Linked DNA regions of Homo sapiens: all the other regions are linked to region 3. Evidence: chromatin loops called from intact Hi-C (ENCODE). Cell type or tissue: GM12878. All regions are shown on one strand.

Region 1 (8,000 bases), 50 kb after region 3:
AGCGGGGGGAAGGGGAAATTCTCTTCCTAAAGAGGAAATGAAAAATTGAGATTGGGCTTCGTTTGTCTCAAGAATTGACCACAAGGGTTAGATAGAAATCTAATCTTGCCTCAGAACCAGGGTCTAGCTCAAAGAGCAAAAGCTTGTTAGAAAACCACAGTAGTATTGGTGACTCCAGCAAGGTGCAAGAGCACCAGTCTTGGTAAACCTGAACTGACCACCAAACCAAGAGAATGACCACTGACCTTGACGGAACCCTTGATGCTGCCCAGGAATCTGCTAGGTGACCTCTGCATACCCCACGTGCTCCTCAAACCTTCAGCCCCTCCGTGCATCACTCTTAGCCCGTGACCTTGATTCCAGGTTCTCTGGAACAATGAAAGCCACCAGAAGTGAAGCTCCCAGACCCCCCTCCCCCACCGCATCCACCTGCCTCCTGCAAGTGTGCTCAAACAGTCGGCCTTTCCTGCAGCTGGCTGGAAGGAACTGTCACTGCTTCTAGCAGAAATTCTCCTCTCTCTCTCTTCCACGTCAACCTCCTTTCCCTCTCTGCTGGATCATTCCTGTCAGCAAACACACACGCTGCAATTTCTCCCAACTTACCAAAACACAAACAAACAAAACCAAACCCAGAGGCCAGGTGGGTTTTGTTGTGGCTGATGCCTGTAATCCCAGTCCTTTGAGAGGCTGAGGGAGGAGGATCACTTGTGGCTAGGAGTTTGAGACCAGCCTGGGCAACATAGCGAGCCCCATCTCTACAAAAAATTTTTAAAAATTAGCTGGTCGTGGTGGCATGCGCCTATAGTCCCAGCTGCTTGGGAGGCTGAGGCAGGAGGATCGCTTGAGCCTGGGAGTTCAAGGCTGTGGTGGACCATGATTATATCACTGCACTCCAGCCTGGGCAGCAGAGAGAGACTCTGTTTCAAAGAAAAAAAAAATTTAAATAAATAAATAAATCAAGAAAATTCTTAATCCCAAATCCCCTTCCACTTGCCACTCCATCTCTTCAAAAGGAGTGTGTGCATTTGCTACTTCCAACTCCTCATCTCCCGACCCTTCCCACCAGGCTCCCCATGGGCTGTAGCTCCCAGGGGTCATCTCAGCATGACCTGCCCTGGGGATCCCCCCTCCCACTGGAACACCTCTTTCATTTTGGCTCCAGGACGTCCTTCCTCCGGTTGTCCTCCCACTGCCCTGGCTTCTCCTCCTCAGTCTCTTGTGTTGGTTCCTCCCACTCCCCAGTCCCCTATAGGTTTAGAATGTCTCCTTTTCAGTGAGGTCTTTCTCATCACCATACCTTACATTAATCTCCCACCCACAGCGCCCCATCTCTCCTCTCAGTTTTCATGTTCTCCACAGCACTTACCATCATCTGGCACGCTTCAGATCTTAATTATTTTGTTCTTTTGTGTGTGTCCCCCTCGACTAGAATGTAAGCTCCCTGAGGGCAGGGGTGTGTGTCTGTTCTGCCCACTACTGTGTCCCCAGTGCCCAGGAGGGGCCCAGCACAGTACTAGATGTTCAGTAAAGCTGTTGAATGAATGAATGAATGAATGAACGAACGAATATGTATTATTGAAACCATGACCACTCATGTCTAATATGCAATGTGTGGTGATTTTTACAAATCTTTAAAGAAGCCCCCTATCAGATTGCAGTCAGAGGACAAATGTGTATTTCCTAAATCCCCTTCACTTCTGAAATGTTTCCTTTGCGATATGGCTGCTGTGGTGCATACTCCATTCCTCTTCCCATCCCCATTACATTTCCCACACGTGGCAGTGGTGTGTGTGGTGGCCTCTTGTTTAGCCCTGTAGAATTGTGTGGCAAATACTCAGGCAGAATCTCCAGGCCACCAGAAACTGCTGCTTTCAGCCCTCTCAGAGCACAGCCAAACTTCCCCCTCAGTCCCAGTGGGGGACTCAGTCTCCAGTAAGTACATCCTTCCTGCTACCTATGTCTCAGTTTCCCAAATTCTAGAAAGCACAGAGAATTGCTCACAAAGGAATCCAAAGCCAAGGCCTGACGGGCTTTTATCTTAAAGGAACATGCGTATGAGCCTTCTGGTGACAGCAATTAGAGCAGCCACCTTGAAGCAATGTGACACAGTCCCACCTTTGGCCGCTGAGTGATTGCAGACACTCATTTTGCTTGTCTGTGGTGGAGAGAGGTCTCTGGCCTCCTGCTTTGAGGCTGCAGCCACAGCTTGCCTGGCCCTGTGTAAGTGTTTGACCTATTTCATACATGCCACGCTGTATGCAGCTGTACCTCCAGGGGCTGCCACCCTGACCATTCTGCTAAAAGAGTAATTTCTCCTGTTTCTTCTTTTCCACAGTAAAGATTATTTCCCAGCCTGGATTTTTGGGGCAGGCCCAGGATCTGGTTGTATAGACGCCGCTCTCTGGCGGCTGCCAGCCTCGCTGATTTCCAAGCATGTACACTGGACTCCCTAGGAACACTGCAGCCTCTGCTAGGCACACTGAGCAAAGCCCCCTTGTGCTCCATGCCAGCCTAGGTAACGTGACGCCCTGGGCTGTAACTTTCCTTTAATACCCAGGGAGGAACCTCTAGGCCACTGAGACCTCAGGGCAGGCATGAGCACCCCAGGCCCTGCTCAGCCGGCTGCACCTGGTTGGCTCCAGTGCCTGAAGCCTTCCCTTCCCTCCCCAGTGCATCCTCTGTCCTCGCAGCTCTGGTCTATCTCTTCCGCAGCTGCCGGCAGGCGGCTGCTTCCTGCAGTGAGTCACTCCCACACTGCCCCATTTTGGTGCAGCGACACATTTCCATGATTCGTTTCCCAGGCTGGAGAGAGACTTCTCCTGGAGAGAAGGAACAAAGAGGGTGAATCAAGGGGAATGCTCCCTCGCCTTTCCTGAAAGCTGCCTGGAGCACTGGTTTGATTTCAAACAGCACCTGGTCTCTCTCTGCTCCCTACTGTACAGAGTCCCCAGCCTCTTTCCCTCTGGGTCACCTCTTCTCCACGTCTCCCTCTTGTCACTCCTGTGTCTCATCCTGATCCTTTTGTTTGATCTCGCCCCCACAGATGGTTTCACGAAGGCCTCTCTCGACACCAGGCAGAGAACTTACTCATGGGCAAGGAGGTTGGCTTCTTCATCATCCGGGCCAGCCAGAGCTCCCCAGGGGACTTCTCCATCTCTGTCAGGTACTGACCATTCCTGACACTGCCTTGGCCCTTCTCGGCCTGTTAACCTCACAGAATGCTGAAGCCATGAAGGGACCTCTGGAATATGACCCAATGGTCAGAAGCATGGTGGCCTAGGGGCCAAGCATGGCAGCAGCTTCACAACCTGCTGCTCCCAGTGCCTTCCCAAAACATGCACACACCACTCTTTAGAACACTGGTGTGTGTTTGAAATTATTTCTACGCCCATCTGCCTCCCCTTCTAGCCCAGGTGCTTCTGGAAGGGCAGGATTTTCCTCTACTTCATCTTTATGCCTTTAACAGTGTCTTGCATAAAAGAGAGACACTCAGTGAGTATTTGTGGAAGGAAGGAGGGATAGGAGGAGGAGAACTCCCACTTGTCCAGATCCATCTGGGGGTTTAAATCTTAACCTTTTCTTTTATGATTGATGCATATCTGAAGAAGAGTCAGAGAAAAATAGAAATCTCAAGTCACTGCTGTAGGATATACAGGGGCGGAAAAGTTGTGGCACCTTTCTTTGCCCATCAGAGGAGTCACAGCTGACACTCCTACAAGACAGGTTAACAAGAGGAGAGTGGACACATTTATTTAATCAAAGACTTGTGTGACACAGAAGCCTTCAGAAATGAAGACCCAAGACCCAGGGAAAGCCGTCTATTTTTATGCTTAGGTTTGTCAAAGGACAGACAGCCCTGTAGAAATGGGATTGGACAAAGGGGGTTTGATCTAAGGTAACAGACTGAGGTAGGAAACTGAACAAGGCCTGTCCCAAGTCTTCTTTTTTTTTTTTTTTTTTGGAGACAGCTGTTGCCCAGGCTGGAGTGCAGTGACGCAATCATTGCTCACCACAGCCTCTGTGTCCCAGGCTCAAGCCATCTTCCCACCTCAGCCTCTCAAGTAGCTGGGGATACAGGTGCACACCACCACACCTGGCTAATATTTTTTTAACTTATTTCTTTGTAGAGACTAGGTCTTACTGTGTTGCCTGGGCTGATCTCAAACTCCTGGCCTCGAGTAATCCTCCTGCCTTGGCCTCCCCCATAGTGACCCTTCTAGTCTCTCTGACCCACTGTGGGGAAGAGGAATTCTAATTTCTATGACTCACTCAGGGGGAGAAAGAGGAGCGGGAGACAGGAGGGCAGGAGAAGGCCAAAGGAAGACTTTGCTTCCAAGGCTGCTTCTGAAACCTTCCCATCTCCTTTGGTTCGAAGCACTCAGCATGCCAAGGGGTGTCGTTTTCTGAGCCCCAACAAATACATGTATAGTTGTAGGCAGCTGAACAAAAAGAAAGGCTACTTCAACACAGTACAGTACAGCAAGACCGAAAACCACAGAACAGAGGGCCAGGAGTGGGGGAGGACTGTAACAGCGAAATCTCACTAAGGTGCAGCAACCCATAGGAAGTGACTCAGTCCACGCGTAGACATTACACAGCCCCAAACTCAGAAGCCCAGTTCGGAACACACTGTGTGTGGTCAGCATGTTGAGGATCGCAAGTCACGTATCAGACTTCACCACATGTGAAACTGCAAGAATATAATGCTGTTAGCAGATCAGGAGAAGTACAGCAAAACCTTACTGTCAAGTTATTGGCAGGAAATACCGATCTGGTTTATTCAATATATTTTGAAAGGCATAAAGCTTTGTTTTAAGGACAGAAATCCAATCTCAAGTAATAAACTGTGGCCACTTTGCTGTTTAGAAAGAATGGATATTTGAAAGGATAGGTAGGAAGGACTTAAAAATAACAGGTCAACAATTTGTATGCATACATACCTTTAAAGTGGTCTCTTTAGCATTGCCCTTGCAATCTTGCTTAAACTCTTTTCTTCAGTAAAAACTTTATTTTCATAGCTTGGAGAATGGTTAACTTTAGTTCAGGCCAATATTGATGTATCACAAATTCTAATCTTGTTAGGTCTTAATTAATGAAATTTCGCTCCATTAACATATATTACAAGTCAGGGTCGGGCGCCGTGGCTCATGCCTCTAATCCCAGCACTTTGGGAGGCTGAGTTGGGAGGAATGCTTTAAGCCAAGGAGTTGGAGACCAGCCGGGGCAACTAGTGAGACCTCATCTCTACTAAAAATAAAAAATTAACCCAGTGCAGTGGCGCATGCCTGTGGTCCCAACTACTTGGGAGGCTGAAGTTAAAGGATTGTTGGAGCTGGGCGGTTGAGGTTGCAGTGAGCCAAGATCGATCGCACCACTGCACTCTAGCCTGGGTGACAGAGCAAGACCCTGTCTCAAGAGAAAAAAATTATTTACATATATTATATACATATATTATTAGAAAAAACAATTATACATATATTTAACATGCGTGTATATATATTACAAGTCAAATCTATTTCTTAAGCCTCCCCTCTTTACCCCATCATAAACTTGACCAAGTAATTTGTTAGACTGAGGGGTATCTCTTGGGCCTTTGGTTTGCATGAAGATGACTCTGGCTTTTTCAGCTAGAAACTATGGTTTTTGTGGTTTCGTTGGTTTTTTGAGACAGACTCTCGCTCTGTCGCCCAGGCTGGAGTGCAGTGGCGCAATCTCGGCTCCCTGCAACCTCCGCCTCCCAGGTTCAAAGCAATTCTCGTGCCTTGGCCTCCTGAGTAGCTGGGACCATGGGTTCGCACCACCACGCCTGGCTAATTTGTGTGTGTGTGGTTTTTTTCAGTAGAGACGGGGTTTCGTCATGTTGGCCAGGCTGGTCTTGAACTCCTGGCCTCATGTAATCCACCCGCCTCAGCCTCCCAAAGTGCTAGGATTACAGGCGCGACCCACTGTGCCCGGACCCAGAACTATGGTTTATATTTCCTTAATTAAAGTGAGTTCTACAAAACAGTAGGCCTTGACTTCTACCGAAGTCTTCCCCTGATATTCAGGCGATGAAGCTTCTAGTTATGGTGACAATTACCGTAATCCTTATCACGTCTTTGCAGAAATGTAGTATAATATTTTCCAAAGCAAAATCATTATTAATTATTTTTACATCTGTCATGGGCACAGATAATTAAGAGCTAATTGTAGTTCTATCACTCAGCATTTGTTAAGGGCCTGAAACACCAGATTTTGGAGTCCAGCGCCCTGAGTCGCATCCTTTCCTTTGTTCCTCTTCAGGCTTGAGACAATGGTCAGGCCATCCTCTCCTTGTAGACCCAGATAACCAGCTGCAACCCTCACACCCATCCTTACAGCTTATGAGAGTAAAAGGGTCAATGTTTCACACTCTGAGTTCTTTGAGGTGGTGGATGAAAAATTATAATATCACAAGAATATTTTCTCCTCCTCACCTGGATGTGAAGGATAATGACTTTGAGTTGATCCATGTTGTCTTAGAATGAAGAAAGTATCTGTTGGTGGCCAAAACCAAGGGGAAGACCACAAAGTGATTGCAATATGTTGATTACCACCCGAAATCAGTCAAGCAAGAGGCCACTTGTACAACCTGTGGCTTCACCCAGCTATGAGCAAATCCCAGCACATAAGATGAGATTGAGGGTCAGAATTTCCATCTCCTTCTTAACACAGGTCCCTAAATCCATCCCTAAGAAACCTCCATGGTCAGGCGCAGTGGCTCACGCCTGTAATCCCAGCACTTTGGGAGGCTGAGGTGGGCGGATCATGAGGTCAGGAGATCGAGACCATCCTGTCTAACACGATGAAACCCCGTCTCTACTAAAAATACAAAACTTAGCCGGGCGTGGTGGCGGGCGCCTGTAGTCCCAGCTACTTGGGAGGCTGAGGCAGGAGAATGGCATGAACCTGGGAGGTGGTGCTTGCAGTGAGCAGAGATCACGCCACTGCACTCCAGCCTGGGCGACAGAGCGAGACTCTGACTCAAAAAGAAACCTCCACTTACTCTCAGAGGTATCTTTACTCTCCGAGACCCTTTAAAATTCTTGACCTTTCTTTTACATCAGGCAATTGGCATCACTAGTGCCAGTTTATTTTTAGATATAAATGTATGTCTGTTTGAAAAATAAACTTTACATCCAAAAGAGAATGACTTGGCAATGAAGTAAAACTGGATCTAATGGTAAAGGCTCAGCCCACCCTTCCTAGATGGATAAAATCCATTTTCTCTAGCCCTGGTTCGAATGTGTCCCATCACTTGTGAGTCCAGACTGGCAACAAAAGGTGCTGATCTAAAAGAAGTTATCGTCCAGTGGCAGGGTCTGGGGAAGGGGCGGCAGGCGCCATGTCCAGCCACGAAGGTGGCAAGAAGAAGGCACTGAAACAGCCCAAGAAGCAGGCCAAGGAGATGGACGAGGAAGAGAAGGCTTTCAAGCAGAAACAAAAAGAGGAGCAGAAGAAACTCGAGGTGCTAAAAGCGAAGGTCGTGGGGAAGGGGCCTCTGGCCACAGGTGGAATTAAGAAATCTGGCAAAAAATAAGCTGTTCCTTGTGCCTAAGGAGACGGTGACCCTTTATTTCATCCGTATTTAAACCTCTCTATTCCCTCCTATAATATCTTTTGCCACCTATAGTTGGAATTAAGTGTCGTCTTGGAGCTGTTGTACATTTAAGAATAAACTTTTGTAAAAAAAAAAAAAAAAAAATCTTCCAGTGGCTCATCATCTCTTTAGTTGTTTTCACTAAGTCATTCCTACCATAACTGTGAATTTAAAGTAAAACCAGCTCAGAATCTTGCCAGAATCTGCTCTTTGGTCGTTGTTCTACCCTAAACTTTGTATCACCTGAAATTAAACCAACTCATTTGAAAGAAAAAAGAAGTTATCATGTTTAGGTGGCGTGACAGGCCAAGCTCACTAGACTGGAGTCAGAGACTCAGGGTTCTGGCCTCAGCCCTTACTCAGCAGTGACCTTGACCAAGCC
Region 2 (8,000 bases), 50 kb before region 3:
AAAGATGGAGAATATCATTTTAGGTTTAAAAACGCAATCTGTGGGGCTGGGCGCAGTGGCTCATGACTGTAATCCCAGCACTTTGGGAGGCTGAGGCAGGCAGATCATCTGAGGTCAGGAGTTCGAGACCACCCTGACCAACATGAAGGAACCCCGTCTCTACTTAAAATACAAAATTAGCCAGGCGTGATGGCGTATGCCTGTAATCCCAGCTACTCTGGAAGGCTGAGGCAGGAGAATCGCCTGAACCCTGGAGGCAGAGGTTGCAGTGAGCCGAGATGGTGCCATTGCTCTCCAGCCTGGACAGCAAGAGTGAAACTCCGTCTCAAAAAAAAAAAAAAAAAAAAAAAAAAAAGCAATCTGTGACTACAAAACAATAAACTAGAATTTCTTGCATGAATCATAAAATCAGAGTTGGGTTACTTCTGTATCAATTTAGGGATTCATTTCTTAAGCTTACGATTCACCAGGCCAAGTTTGCTCCAGTTTCAGAGCATCTACCCTGCTGTTCCCTCTGCCTGATATACAGGCACACCTTGAAGATACTGCGGTGGGCTGGGTTCCAGATTACTGCAATAAAGCAAATATTCCAATAAAGCCACTCACACAAACATTTTTGTTTCCCAGTGCATATAAAAGTTATGTTTACATTAGACTGCAGTCTACTTAGTAGACTAAGTATGCAATACCATGCTGCCTAAAAAATATATATACATAATTAAATAATACTTTATTGCTAATTTAAAAAGGCTAACAATCATCTGAGCCTTCAGCGAGTCTTCATCTTTTTGCTGGTGGAGGGTCTTGTCTCCATGTTGAGGGCTGCTGATAGATCAGGGTGGTTGCTGCTGAAGGTTGGGAAAGCTGTGGCAATTTTTTAAAGTAAGACAACAATAAAGCCTGCAACATCAACTGACTCTTCCTTTCACAAAAGATTTATCTGTAGCATGTGATGCTGTTTGATAGCATTTTACCCACAGTAGAACTTCTTTCAAAATTGGAGTCAATCCTCTCTAATCCTGCCACTGGTTTATTTACTAAGTTTATGTAATATTCTGAATTCTTTGTTGGCATTGCAACAATGTTCACAGCTTCTTCACAGGAGTAGATTTCAACTCAAGAAACCATTTTCTTTGCTCATCCATAAGAAGTATCTCCTCATCTGTTCAAGTTTGATCATGAGATTGCAGCAATCCAGTCACATCTTCAGGCTCCACTTCTAATTCTAGTTCTCTTGCTATTTCCGCCACATCTGCAGTTCCTTCCTCCACTGAAGTCTTGAACCCCTCAAAGTCATCCATAAGGGTTGGAATCCACTTCTTTCAAACTCCTGTTAATGTTGAAATTTTGGCTTCCTCCCATGAATCACAAATGTTCTTAATGGCATCTAGAGTGGTGAATCTTTTCCAGAAGGTTTTTAATTTACTTTGCTCAGATCCATCAGAGGAATCACTATCTATGGAAGATATAGCTTTATGAAATGTATTTCTTCAGTAATAAGACTTGAAAGTTGAAATCACTCCTTGATCCATGGGCTGAAGAATAAACACTGTGTTTTAGCAGGCACGAAAACAATATTAATCTCCTTGTACATCTCCATCAGAGCTCTTGGGTGACCAGGTGCACTGTCAATGAGCAGTAATATTTTTAAAGAAATCTTAAGGGCACTAGGATTTTGGGAATGGTAAAGGAGCAGTTGGCTTCAACTTAAAGTCACCAGTTGCATTAGTCCCTAACAAGAGAGTCAGCCTGTCCTTTGAAGCTTTGAAGCCAGGCATTGACTTCTCCTCTCTAGCTATGAGAGTCCTAGATGGCATCTTTTTCCAACAAAAGGCTATTTCACCCACATTGAAAATCTATTTAGTGTAGCCCCCTTCATCAATTACCTTAGCTAGATCTTCTGGATAACTTGCTACAGCTTCTCCATCAGTACTTGCTGCTTCACTTTGTACTTGTGTGTTATGGTGACAGTTGCTTTCCTTGAACCTCATGAACCCACCTCTGCTAGCTTCAAGATTTTCTTCTGCAGTTTCCTCTTCTCTCTCAGTCTTTGCAGAATTAAAGACAGTTAGAACCTTGCTCTGGATTAGGCTTTGGCTTAAGTGATAATGGGGCTAGTTGGATCTTCTATCCAGACCATGCAACCTTTCTCTATAACAGCAATAAAGCTGTTTCCCATTCTTATCATTCCCGTATTCATTGGAGCAGCACTTCTAATTTCCTTCCAGAACTTTTCCTTTACATTCATAACTTAGCTAACTGTTTGGCACAAGAGGCCTACCTTTCAGCCTGTTTCGGCTTTCAACATGCCTTTCTCACTAAGTTTAACCATTTCTAGCTTTTGAATTAAAGTGAGAAACCTGCGACTCTTCCTTACACTTGAACACTTAGAGGCCATTGTAGGGTTATTAATTGGCTTAATTTCAATATTGTTGACCCTCAGGGACTAGGGAGACCCAAGGAGAGAGAGAGAGATCGGGATCAGTGAAGCAGTCAGAACACACATGACATCTATCAGTAAGTTCACTGGTCTTCTACAGCCATGGTTTGTGGTACCCCAAAACAATTACAACAGTAACATCTAAGATCACTGATCATAGATCACCATGACACATATAATAATAAGGAAAAAGTTAAAAATATTGCAAGAACTACCAAAATGTGACACAGACACAAAGTATGCACATGCTATCAGAAAAATGGTGCCAATAAACTTCTTGGGTACAGGATTGCCACAAACCTTCAATTTGTAAAATATACGTTATCTGTGAAGTGTAATTAAGCAAAGTGCAATCGATCGAGGTATGCCTGTATGTGGGTTGCTCCCTCACTTCATTCAGGTCTGTTTGAAGATTCACTTCCTCCAAAAGGCCCTCTCTCATTACGTGACCTAAAATAAACCCACCCCTGTCACTCTGTTCCCTGACCCTGCTTTCCTTTTCTTTACAGGACTTGTTATTATCTGACATATTTTATGCTTGTGACAGAGACATCCCAGTCTCTACCACTAGAATGTTAGTTCCATGATAAAAGAAAACTTATTTTACTCACTCCTATAGTTCCAAATTTCTGCTGAATATCCAAATTTTAAATAAATTCAATAATTATGTGTTTACAATGAAAGAAGAAAGAACTGACAAAAGAAAGGAAGAAGGAAGAGTAAGAAAGGTAACATCGAAGAAGCAAAAGTGGGGAAGAAACTCTGGATGAGTCATAATTGGTTATTCTTCTCTGTTACTCTGTTTTTAGCATCAGTTTGATTTAAAGGCTCCCATGAGAAAATTTCAGAATGAGTGGCTGTCTCTTTCGGAGATTTATTTCAAAAGAATCAGATCCCCTAAAGATCCCACCACTTTTAGAAGCCGGTAGGTAGTATTTGCTACTATAATTACAATGGCTACCCTCTTATAATGTCTCTCTCCAATCCCAAGTGTGGATGTTCACTCTATGTCTCACTGGGTGAACGTTTGAAACTCTTGATTAAGACAGAAAAGTACCTGAATGATTTTTAGCAAGCTTAACTTGTGTTGGTATTACTAGTAACATTGTTACATTTTTGCACTTAACTGACAGTTGGAATTATCTATTTGTACTGAATACAAAGGGACAGTTCTCTAAGTCACATTTCACTAATGTTTTTGCTTCCTCAAGCTGTCCATTTCTCATACACAACTTATCAACAGGGTTTCTACTGGAGAAGTTAGAGCAAAATGACATTTTTTAAAGTTTTAGCAAATTTGGTAGAAAAGATGATAGCATTTTTCTACTCATGTCTATTATAACATTATAAATAAATCCCTCTGTTATAAAAGTTCAGTAGTCCATATTTAAAGTTTTAAGCAAAGGAAAGGGTAAAAGGTATTGTCCTAGAATAATTTTAGAGCACTTTTAGGATTCTGAAGCATACTTTAGAAAATTTCAATTACTTGATTTATGTTACAGGATCAAAGAGACCTCATACGCACATAACTAGACACCTAGTCTTAGAAAACTGTACTCCTTCACTTTCCAGTTAAGGATAAAAAACTTAAAATTGAATCACGATGCCAAATAGGGTAGTCACTAGTTTAATACCTTAAAAGCTCAAAAACATTTTATTTGAATCAAAGATAACTGCATTCAGAAAACAGTCATAAAACTGGGCTGGGCACAGTGGCTCACGCCTATAATCCCAGCACTTTCGGAGGCCAAGGCAGGAGGATCACTTGAGGTCATGAGTTCGAGACCAGCCTGGGCAACATGCTGAAACCCTGTCTCTACTAAAAATACAAAAATTAGCTGGGCATGGTGATGGGTGCCTGTAATCCCAGCTACTCAGGAGGCTGAGTCAGGAGAATTGCTTGAACCCAGGAGACAGAGGTTGCAGTGAGCTGAGATAGTGCCACTACACTCCAGCCTAGGAGACAGAGCAAGATTCCGTCTCAAAAATAAATAAATAAATAAATAAAGCAAACAAATAAACTTTAAAAAGGTCATAAAATCTTCTATTGAATATTCTTCGTTGTTGTTTTCTATAGTATGAAGCCTAATATGGTAATAGTAATACTAAATAATATTAATAATTTAGTACTAAAACATAATATTTTATATTTTTAAATCATTTTTAATGATACCTGTTGCATTTTAGGCCAATGTTCATTATACGTACTTTTATTATGTAACCTTCCAAACTTAGGAAGCTTATACTTCTTCTCTGAAGCAGAAATATCCGGTGTGGGGGCAGAAGTGCACGCTGTCAGTGAGTTACTTGAACCAAGTTGTCTTTTAGAAAACAATATAGAGTGGGAGGTACGCTGTCTAGTCCGACATGCCACTTCCCTCTCTTTACACAGCAATGGTTCATCCATCAGCAATGTGATGACTTGCTTAGATTTTTCCCGGATATAATAACCTGAAAAATACATTGACTCTGCTTAGAAAAGGAAATACTAGTTAAGGCTATAATTAATTTTTTTTCTACAGAAATTTTTTTAAAAATAAAAATCTCAGCAGTGAAAAAACCTGCAGCAAATAAAGAACTACTGATAAGTATATTCCTTTTCTTATACTTTAAAAGGTAAATAAGTCATTAATATATGATAAAATTATATACTGGCATTACATTTTTCACTTTAAATACATTATTGGATTTTCCTTTTAAAAGCAATATATGGCTGGGTGCGGTGGCTCATGGCTGTAATCTCAGCACTTTGGGAGGCTGAAGTGGGCAGATCACGAGGTCAGGAAATCAAGACCATCCTGGCCAATATGGTGAAACCTTGTCTCTACTAAAATACAAAAAACTAGCTGGGCATGGTGGCATGTGCCTGTAGTCCCAGCTACTCAGGAAGCTGAGACAGGGGAATCACTTGAACTCAAGAGGTAGAGGTTGCAGTGAGCTGAGATTGCACCACTGCACTCCAGCTTGGCAAGAGAGCGAGACTCTGTCTCAAAAAAAAAAAAAAAAAGAAAGAAAAAGCAATAATACTTTGCAATAATCAAACAATATAGGCATACAAAGAAGGGGTATGAATTAGATCTAGATATACTGACCTAGATGTATGACCAGGACACATGGTTAAAGATTTAGAGTAACATACACAATAGGATTTGAAGCTGTAACATATAGAGGAAAAGAAATCACCATATATGTACACGGAAGAGAGAAGCAGATAAAGAAATACATACAACTGTGGTTTGAATGTATCCCCTCCAAAATTCAAGTACTGCCAATGTGATAGCATTAAGAGGTGGAGCCTTTAAGAGGTGATTATGCCATGAGGTCACCTCCTTTGTGAACAGACTAAAGGTCCTTATAAAAGAGGCTTCCCACAGCATTTGTCTCTTGCTTGCCTTCCACCATCGCCTTTCGGACCTTCTGTCACATGAGGACACAGCATTCCTCCCTTCCAGAGGATGCAGCATCAAGGCGCCATCTTGGAAGCAGACAGCAGCCCTCACTAGACAACTGAACCTGCCAGTGCCCTGAACCTGGACTCTCCAGCCTCCAGAACCATGAGAAAATAAATTTCTCTTCTTTCTAAATTACCCAGTCTGTGATACTCTGTTATAGCAGCACAAGCAGACTAAGACAGATAGACAGACAGGCAAGAATATAGGAAGGCAGGCAGGCAGGCAAACAGATGGCATACTCAGAATATTGTTAACATCTGTTACCTTACAGGGGTACAGTTGGGGTGGGACAAGAAAAGGGAGAGCAATTGGCTTTTCTCTGACGTAACATCCTATCAAAACAATTTGCTGCTTTTTAACAGAGTGACAGAGCACAGTCAAAGACAAGAATTCTAGTGAGAGTGATAGCTCTGTCCTTAACCATCTGTGTGACTTTCAGTCAGTCAGGTGGTCTATCTGGGCCTGAGTCTTCTATCTGAAAAGCAGCACAAGCAGTATCTGTATGGTTGAATTCCCAGATACAAAGGTACACTGTAACCTATAACTCACTCGAATATAAGGTATTACTATTTTTTCAACCTTCTTCCTAGAAAAACGATAAAGGAAATCACTTACCTTTCTCCATCTTGGGATGAACTCACAAACATGGCTTCCCAAGCCACCTTTCAAAAATAAACTGAAAAGTCCCTAATGATCCACTTGTATGTTCATTTTGGGCTCTAGGTGTGATGAATTAAAGTATTAATGTTTTCTAACTATAATTTACTAGCAGTGGAAGTGATGAGAAATGGTCAAATTTGGGGTATATTTAGATGACAGTGGCCAACGATGTTCTCTCACTGCGGGTCACTTCATTAAGGACTGGTGTGGACAGTGTCAGCAACCTTTGCTCAAGTTGCCATCTTTTCCAAGATTATTTTATCTAATCTCACTTCTTAGTTATTTCTTCCTTCCAAATCTACTTTATAACTGCTTCAAATCATATCATTCTAAACACTCTTAGCTTCCTATGATCAGTTTGCATTCCATAACCCGAATTTCCACAATGTTTTGGGTAACCATTCAGTGTCGTGTGATAAACAGAAGTCGGCTGTGAATTTTAGCCTTTGGGAACAATATGTCAGACACTTATCTTTCCCCTGAAAAATGGACAAAGATTGGTTTTGGAGGCACAAAGAACATGTTTTCCCATTTTTAACATCAGGAACTCATCTCCTTCCACCTTCCCCCTCATTCCTTCTACTCTAGCTACCCTGGTGCTTTATTCTGCAATCCCACCAAGCTCTTCATCTACTTAGAGCCATGTTTTGGCTGTTGCTTCTGCCAGGAACTCTTTGTGTGGCTCTATCCCTGATTCATTCAGGTCTCAAGTGTCACCTCCTCAGAGAATCTCCCTTCTGCCTACCCTTTCTAAAATAGCCCCACCCTCATCACTCTCTATTCCTTTATCCTGCTTTATTTTTCACATTCGCATTTATCATTACCTAATATTATATATTTATTGGTTTACTTATTTATTGTTTGTTTCCTCACCAAAAATATAAGCTCCATGAGGGGCAGAGAAGTCTCATTTTAGACACTGATATCTTCAGTGTCTGCAAGAGTGACTGGCACACAGTAGATGCTCAGTAAATATTTACTGAGTGACCAAGGTGGATAGATCACTTGAGGCCAGGAGTTTGAGACCAGCCTGGGCAACATGGTGAAACCCTGTCTCTACTACAAACACAAAAGTTAGCTGGGCACGGTGGTGCACACCTGTAATCCCAACTACTCAGGTGGCTGAGGGATGATAATCGCTTGAACCCAGGAGGCAGAGGTTGCAGTGAGCTGAGATTGGGCCACAGCACTCCAGCCTGGGTGACAGCGTGAGACTCAGTTTCAAAAACAAAACAAAAAATTTACCGAGTGAATTAATCATAAAGGAATAAATTACCAAAAAGCTGCTAATTTTCTTCTTGACATAGTGTAACTGGAACCAGATTGATGAAAAATACTAAGTCAATTTACAACTTAGCTGCCTAAGACAGTTGCTTGGCCTGAAATAATTTCTTGTAACACTGCTCTCATTAAGTTAGAACTAGAAATTATAGAATAGATATGAAATA
Region 3 (8,000 bases):
TTTTCTCCACACCCCCCAGCCTTCTAGAACCACGGGCTTAATGTGTCGGCCTACAAATGGTTCATGATTTGTGTTTTTTGTCTAGTGCTTTATGGGAAAATATTAGAAACAAACTGCTGAGAACTCAGTAGGAACTCAGTAAATAATAAGTAGATAGTTCTCTTGTTAAATATGATTTTAAAGAAACTCTTTCTAAATAACTAGGAAATATTACAAGGGAAGTACAAAGTGGGGTGGAAAGCCTGGCTGACTTGTAATTTGAAATTTCTCTTCATCATTTTATAGGTCACACAGTTTAACCCTTTATAAAACAAAATGTAAAGTCTGATAGCTGAAAAGGCTCTCCTCCGCTAAATAGATTTGTTTGAAAATATAGATCATTAAATCGGTAAGAATAACAGGAGAATCTCAACCAAACATTGAGACAACTAAGAAAATTGTCTAAATCTAATACCTTATATCAGTACTTTAAGTTGACCATAAATACGCTGATATCCATAGCACATAGGTTCTTACTGGCAGTGGTGGGGTGGGTGGGGGAAGGGGAGTGTCACAGACACATTCAAGATGTCAACGAAAACTATGAAAACTCTCCCCAATGGGGAAAAAAAACCAACGATGCCTAGCACTTATCCTACGCAACTTTGTACAGAATTTCCGTGGGAAATTCTGGTGTCCATCCATCATAAATCACCTGGTGTCCACCCATATATCCTGAATAGGAAAAATTGTCTTTCTCTAGAGTTATTGTACACTGATCCTGATGGAGCTTTAAAAAGAGTTGTCGTACAGGCTCATTGACTTTGGGAGGACAAGGTGGGAGGATTGCTTGAGCGCAGGAGATTGAGACCAGCCTGGGCAACATGGTGAGGCCCCATCTCTACAAGATATTCTTTTAAAAAATTAGCCAGGCCCAGTGGCCCGCACCTGTAGTCCAAGTTACTCCAGAGGCTGAGGCAGGAGGATCCCTTGAGCCCAAGAGATCAAGGCTGCAGTAAGCCGTGTTCACACCGCTACACTCCAGCCTGGGCAACAGAGTGAGATCCTGTCTCAAAAAATAAATAAGTAAATAAAAAGAGTTGCCATTATCTTGTTTGATCTGGCTATGATCTTTGAGGTAGACAGACCACAGATTTTACCTCTCATTCTGCAGAGTGGGAAAAGCAAGGCTTGGAGAGTTTCCGGGACTTGCTCAAGGTAATTTGCTAATGTCTGCCGGGACGTAGCACCAAGCCTGTCACGCTGTAGGCTGGGCCCCTTCCACAACACTGGTCCAAACACAGGATTCTGGAGATGCAGGAGCCCTCGATGGGCTTCTGGAAAGCTGAATTCTGGCTCTACCAGAGCTACCCACGTGATCTTAAACAAGTCACCTAACTTCCCTGAGCTTCAGTTTCTTCCTTAGTCAAGTGAGAGGTTAGACTGTGTGTTCTCTGAAGCCCTTTGATTTTCTGCAGAAAACCACCTAATCCCACTGGGTCTGGGAACAGAGGGAAATGACCTTTTCTGCCATAGATGGCAAGACCCTTCACCCTTCCCTGTAGGGCATAAGAGCTGGCATCCAATTCTTAACGGATTCCCTTGCAATGTCCAAATCCCATTAGAAACTACAAACATCTCAATAGTGCCTTTGTGGGCTGCTTGGGTGTCATGCCGCTGGCTGCCTCACTTGCTGCAGGGCTGACTGTCCACATCAATTATACTCCAACCCTGTGCTCTGCAATGGGCAGACATCCCATGAGATTTTATTACCCCTCTTGGGTAGTTCAGGGAGTCATATGGAAGTAAATAATGCTGATGGGCTTATTTTGGGCTGATAGATCCTTATCCTTCTAAAGAGGTTATGCCTTTCAAAGGGTACAAAACCTTCTCCTTGATTTTTTATTACGAACAGTTATATCCTTTAATGTCCCAGAATTGTTCTTGGAAGTTGGAGACTCACAAGAGGGCCTGCAGCTGTGAATGCAGAAGTCCTGAGACTAGGGGAGGACATCACCACTCTCCCTTGGCCTTTGGAGTCATCCAAGCTAAGTGCTAATATTTGTGATTAACAGGTGTTGATAGGAAATTGGGCCCCTGTGTCTCAGTCTTTTTGTGCTTCAAATTTTCTAAGTGAACTTCAGGCTGGCAAGTGGAGTTAGATCAACTTGTTGCAGACAGTATCATCTGCTCGGTACCGTGTCAGGTCACTGGACTGTGGGAGGTTATACTGACCAGTGATGAGAGTGACAGAGCATGAGCTTGGCTCCCGTATCCTGTGTTCTGTGCTCAGCCTCACAGATGACTCACTGTGCCTCATCGACTCCTCTGTCCTCGAGTGAAATTATGCCATTCTTTAACCCACTATACAAGAGACTTTTGAAGATTCATGTGTGGCTACCCCCAACAATATCTCATTTGTACAATGCAGAACATGGTGCTTTCTTGTGTAAACAAACTCATTTTGTGGAATTTTTATTTTCTAGATCAATATTTTTAAATAGACTACTAATTCATTTTATAAACCGGGTACTATAAGATTTTATGAGTTGACACTTGGTACCCTGTAAGTATCCAAATAATCAAAGAAGGAGAAAGTGTGAAGTCAAGGAATCCCCTAGCTGAAAAGAAATTCCCAATACCTGGAACAAAAAAGATGGAGCTTTTAGAGAGCAGACTTTTTCTCCAGCAAAGATCCACAACTTCCATTTTTAAATGTAAGACGTAAGGGAGATTTATGATACAGCCTACTTTGTCAGATCATATTATTTCATAAAGTGAAGGGTCAATTAGGTGTTATTATTATCAAGAAAGCATGCTGTAATGCTTCGTCTTGTAGATGCTGTAAAAATTACCTGTCTGATTACTTTAATTCATCTTTTGGCTACTGTCTGCAGAAATTCACTCAGTCCCTAGCTCACAGGTATGCAGACGTACTGAGAACACTTTGGGAAATAAAAGCAAAAAAAACATTGGGTCCTTTCCCCTAAGGAATGAACAGTGTATTTGGGAAACTAGGAAAAACAAACAAACAAAAAAATGGTACCACAATGCAAAACTGATGAGGAGATTAAAAAACAGCTCAAGATGGAGATTTTTAGAAAGAACTTCTTGAAGGAGGTGCATCTGTAGGCTGAGAGAGATGGTTTAGCAAGCAGGCATCAATGCATCCACAAAGCTTTACACTTCAAGGAAATCATAGGAGAAACAGGGTCTTCTTTGCTGAAGATCTGTTTATTTTGCAAACAACAAAGAGTCAGAAGAGCCATGTGAAGTTTCCATGGGGAATCCAGAAACTAAACTTCTGCCACTGGAAATTACCTCAAGATCTTTTCCCAGATAGCCTGCTCTTCCCCTGCTTCCAATCATGTCCCTCAAAGTCTTCTTTTTCAAGCATAAATATCCTTAGTTCTTGTAACCACTCCTCCTATGAGGCAGTTTTGCGTGCTGCCATTATTTTAAGCACCCGCCTCTGATTGGACTCTAGCTTAGGGCCTCCCCTAAGTCACGGGACTCAGAACGGAGCAACGCTCTCCAGGAGTGATCTGAGGATGCAGAACACCATGGGGTAGTTGCCTCCCTTGATCTGTAGCCTATACTTCTATTAATATGGCCCATGATTGCATGAGCCCTTTTGGCACCCATGTCACACTGCTGACTCATATCGAAATTGTGGTCAACTAAAACCCATGAGTTCCCATGCACTACTACTAAGCCAGATCTTTCTTTCTTTTTCTTTTCTTTTTTTCTTTTTTTTTGAGACCAAGTCTCGCTCTGTCGCCCAGGCTGGAGTGCAGTGGCGCAATCTCGGCTCACTGCAACCTCTGCCTCGTGAGTTCAAGTGATTCTCCTGCCTCAGCCTCCCGAGTAGCTGGGATTACAGGCGCCCGCCACCACGCCCGGCTAATTTTTGTATTTTTAGTAGAGACGGGGTTTCACCATGTTGGTCAGGCTGGTCTTGAACTCCTGACATTGTGATCCGCCTGCCTCGGCCTCGCAAAGTGCTGGGATTACAGGCATGAGCCACCATGCCCAGCCAGATCTTTCTTATTCTGTACTTACACTGTTGATTTAAAAAAAAAAAAAAACCCTAGGACAGAGGTTTAAATGTAAAGACATTTATTTCTATTTCACTCGATCATTTTGATAACAACTTGTCCAAATCTTTCAGAGCTAGGGTATTAGCTTCCCCTCCCTGCAGGTGAGTACTTACCTGCTGGTGCAGCTAATCTCATGATGGATCTCTGGCCTCTAAAGGGCCAGAACTTCATTGTCTCTTTCCTATCCATAAATTCTCTGCAACCGTGGATGAATCTGCATCCTTAGACAAACTAGTGGGCCTCAATCTTCCTAAGTAAGATAGGAATAAGTGTGAATGGCCATTTCCTCCTTGCGGTGAGGATATGCGACAATGAGTTCGATGTCTGCAAAACCCTAAGGAAATGTCACTCAGAGGCAGCATTAGATGAGGAGAGAAAAAGTTTATTTCAGGCTCTCAGCAGCTTTCAGAAGACTTGATTATCCTGATCACTACGTGTGAAAGTTAATGACTTCATTTTTGCAGTTATTTTAAAAATATAACTGGTTTATCTGATTTTTGGTTGTAGTAACATCACGTGATGGTCAGTATCATTTTACACATTATTTGTAATGTGAGCAAGTGCCATAAAGCATATCTGCAAGACTCATTTAAAATGACTCTCTTCCCTCCATCACCTCCCCCAGCCCCATCCTCAACTCTACCCTCTTCTGTTTGTAATACGGGACTACAAAGATCTTATAGTTTAGGTTTCCGTCAGACTTTTGGAAACCTTTAAAAGACTTACCAAGCTAGCTTAGAAGTTCATAGATTTTCATCCCTGGCCAGCGCAGAGAGCTCACAGGTAACTTGTATAATATTTATCATTTCAAGCTCATAGAAATGTCATATTTCAAAACACATCCCTGAGAGCAGTTTTTTTGTTCCTTATAGACAGGTGCAGGGAACATCCAAATTTTTCTAGTCTGCCATTCTAATGCACATTGTGATGTTGCTCTTGTGACCCTATAATTATTAATTTTCCAGTAGCCCCTCCCCAACCTTTCACGTGATTTTTAATCCAGGGCCTGGGCACTCGTAGCAGAGTGTGATCCTAGGACCAGCAGCAACGGCACCGCCGGGGAGCCTGTTAGAAGTGAGGATCTCAGACCCTGCCTCAAACCTATTGAATCAGAATCTAAACTGTGAAAAAATTCCCCTGGTGATTCTTATGCACAGTAAAATCTGAGAAGAACAGATCTAGAGTGAAGGGATTTTCACTCCCATTTTACCCGCTGTAGACCTTATGTTGTAATACAAAACTTACAAACTTCCATTTGGTGTTTATTAAAAGGTTAGAGTCCTTAGTTAAAATGTTACCAGATTCAAATGTTCTGTTTATATATTCAGCTATTTCTCAGTGTATGTAACTGGCTTTAAAATACTCTTGTTGACCAGGCATGGTGGCTCACGCCTGTAATCCCAACCCTTTGGGAGGCCAGGGTGGGAGGATTGCTTGAGCTCAGGAGTTTGAGGCCAGCCTGGGCAACATAGCGAGATCACATCTCTACAAAAAATTAAAAATTAGCCAGGGATGGTGATGCATGCCTGTAGTCCTAGCTACAGGAGGCTGAGGCAGGAGGATCACTTGAGCCCAGGAGTTTGAAGTTGTAATGAGATATGACTGAGATACTGTACTCCATCCAGCCTGGGTGACATAGTGAGACCTTGTCTCTGGAAAAAAAGTACTCTTGCCTTTCTGGGTTCTTGTGGAGCAGGGGTTCTCCCCCACTCCCACCAGGGACATTTGGCAATGCCAGGAAACATTTTTTGTCACAGTTTGCAGGGAGAGGTCCTACTGGTGGGTAGAAGCTAGGGATGCTGCTGAGAATCCTACAATGCACAGGATGGGCCCCCACAACAAGGACTTAACTGGCCCCAAATGTCAATAGTGACAAGGTTGGAAAACACCAGTATATGATTTATAAAGACTCAGATGTGCGACCATAAACCATAGAATGCCACAGGAAAATAGAGTCACGTGGCATGTCACTATATGACCAGGCAAAGAACAAATAGACCAGCAGTGGCCGGAGTGATGGTGGTGGGGTTGTGAGTGGCAGGGAATGGAAAATCCAGCCACAGATGAAAGGAGACATCTAGGACCAATGCTAACTGGTACTCCGTGCACAAAGGCAGTGAGCTCTAGAGGACAGGGCTAAAAGGCCGGTCACGGTGGCTCACACCTGTAATCCCAGCACTTTGGGTGTCCGAGGCGGGTGGATCATCTGAGGTCAGGAGTTCGAGACCAGCCTGGCCAACATGGTGAAACCCCGTCTCTACTAAAAATACAAAAATTAGCTAGGCATGGTGGCGGGCGCCTGTAATCCCAGCTACTCGGGTGGCTGAGGTGGGAGAATCGCTTATACCTAGGAGCTGGAGGTTGCAGTGAGCAGAGATTGCACCACTGCACTACAGCCTGGGTGACAGAGCAAGACTCCATCTCAAAAAAAAAAAAAAAAAAAGAGGACAGGGCTGATGTTCAGGGACTGGACACCAGGTATGAGCCCCAGGAGGGGTGGAAGGAGGTGTGGGAGAAATAGAGAGAGAGAAGGCTTCAGTTCTAGAGTGGATACCAGGTATGATCTCAAAATCGTGTTAGACATGGAAAACAAGAAAGGATTTCAAGTATTAGCATAGGAGTACACAGGCAGATTTCAGGTAAATCCAGTAAGATGAAGACTCAGGAACAAGGCAGAATCCTGCTTGCTAGAACTGGGGCGCCTCAGAGCCAGGCCAGCAGCAGGCATGACCGATGCTGAGTCAGCCAAGTGTTCAACTAGAGTGAGCTTCTTAAATCCCTCCCAACTGAGAAGGGGCTTAGTGCTGAGTCTACAGCATGGTTGACTTGCAAGAAGGGGTCAAGGGCTCCCAGCTATGGAGAAAGGTAGACCAGAAGTAAGCCAGAAGTAGGCCAGTGACAGTGGCCACTGAAAAATCACGGGATAAGAAATGGAACAGAACTCGAGAGGTCCTCTGGGTCATTCCCCTACTGCAGCGTGCACCTAAATCATTTCAGAAAGATTATCTACGCTTCAACTTTAACATTTTCAGAGAAAGATTTCTTAAAGACCAGTGGGTGCCTTATAATCCATCGAAGTCACAGCTTCTTCCCCATTTCTAACCCTAAACACCTCTTCCTGGGATGTAAAGCGAGTGTCTTTCATCCCACCCTGCACACAGTGTGATTTCTATCATTCAGTAATGATAAAGAACACAAACTGCCGTCTGCAACTGCCAAGCACAGCCACCCCTTTTCCAGGCTAAAGCATCTCAATTCCATTAGTCTGTTGCCCTGAGAGTCTCTCCCTGACCTTTTAATCCCCTCATTATCCTCTGGACCTGCTCCAAGCCTTGCCTGCTTGAAATAGTTACCACCAAGTATGTATTTGTTAAATAAAAGCTGTGTGCAGACTGCCCTTTTGCCATGGAACACAAAGGAGGAGGAATATAAAAGAATATACACAGTTTTGTTGGTTTTTATTAGTCTCTCTCCTCTCTCTCCAAGGAGTTGTCAATCTTCTCTGCACTTATAGTCTAGTTGGAGCACTAGTCCTTAGGCTAAATTCCACCAAAACATTTTGGTTGTTCAGCAAACGCTTTCACTGTGACCCTCACCTAAGAACAATAGAGTACACCATCAAATGGGATAGCTCTAATGTGAATTTAGCTCTAAATAAAACTAGGATAAATGCATTTGTTCAGTTCTAGAGAAGGCATCATACTGTCCTGTGGATTTTTCATTTCGAATGAGCTGCAAAACAAAGTTCTTTTCCATGGAAAGGATTTACTCAACTGAATTCACTCACTTTGCTGTAGCTGGATTAATCTCATTTCACATCATGTCTCTAAGTAGAAAAGTAAACTGATTTACAGCAGGCTAAGTGGATATGTTGATGCATCCAACATCAGTGAGATTTATTCCAACTAGATTGCAACCAGA

What was found. A loop is a pair of places that touch in the nucleus more often than their neighbours do. Peaks named below come from ENCODE experiments on the same cell type or tissue, not always from the same donor. Only the 100,000 strongest peaks of a DNase experiment are listed, where the experiment ranks them.
Region 1: a loop joins it to region 3, with 2.1 times the contacts of the local background. A loop is called at or near these places in 4 of 110 quality-filtered maps.
Region 2: a loop joins it to region 3, with 4 times the contacts of the local background. A loop is called at or near these places in 6 of 110 quality-filtered maps.

What each region holds. Positions count from the first base shown.
Region 1 is chr22:39,957,012-39,965,011 of GRCh38, forward strand. GRAP2 (GRB2 related adaptor protein 2) reads left to right here. Exons shown (of 8, transcript NM_004810.4): 4 at 3,044-3,163. TMA7B (translation machinery associated 7 homolog B) reads left to right here and starts at 3,386. Exons shown (of 2, transcript NM_001396013.1): 1 at 3,386-3,908; 2 at 6,909-7,894. The coding sequence starts at 7,364. The coding sequence ends at 7,558. RefSeq lists enhancers at 180-239, 2,032-2,533. In GM12878, no CTCF peak of the experiment used is centred here; DNase peaks (open chromatin) are centred at 100 and 4,590; H3K4me3 peaks cover 923 bases; H3K27ac peaks cover 698 bases.
Region 2 is chr22:39,857,117-39,865,116 of GRCh38, forward strand. ENTHD1 (ENTH domain containing 1) reads right to left here. Exons shown (of 7, transcript NM_152512.4): 3 at 4,649-4,891. Among named protein-coding and RNA genes, the nearest start is that of ENTHD1, 33 kb to the right of the region's middle. In GM12878, no CTCF peak of the experiment used is centred here; DNase peaks (open chromatin) are centred at 2,935, 3,285 and 3,590; H3K4me3 peaks cover 1,270 bases; H3K27ac peaks cover 2,641 bases.
Region 3 is chr22:39,906,690-39,914,689 of GRCh38, forward strand. All of the region lies in intron 1 of GRAP2 (GRB2 related adaptor protein 2), which reads left to right. Among named protein-coding and RNA genes, the nearest start is that of GRAP2, 9.6 kb to the left of the region's middle. RefSeq lists an enhancer at 3,493-3,802. In GM12878, no CTCF peak of the experiment used is centred here; a DNase peak (open chromatin) is centred at 3,622; H3K4me3 peaks cover 4,858 bases; H3K27ac peaks cover 3,980 bases.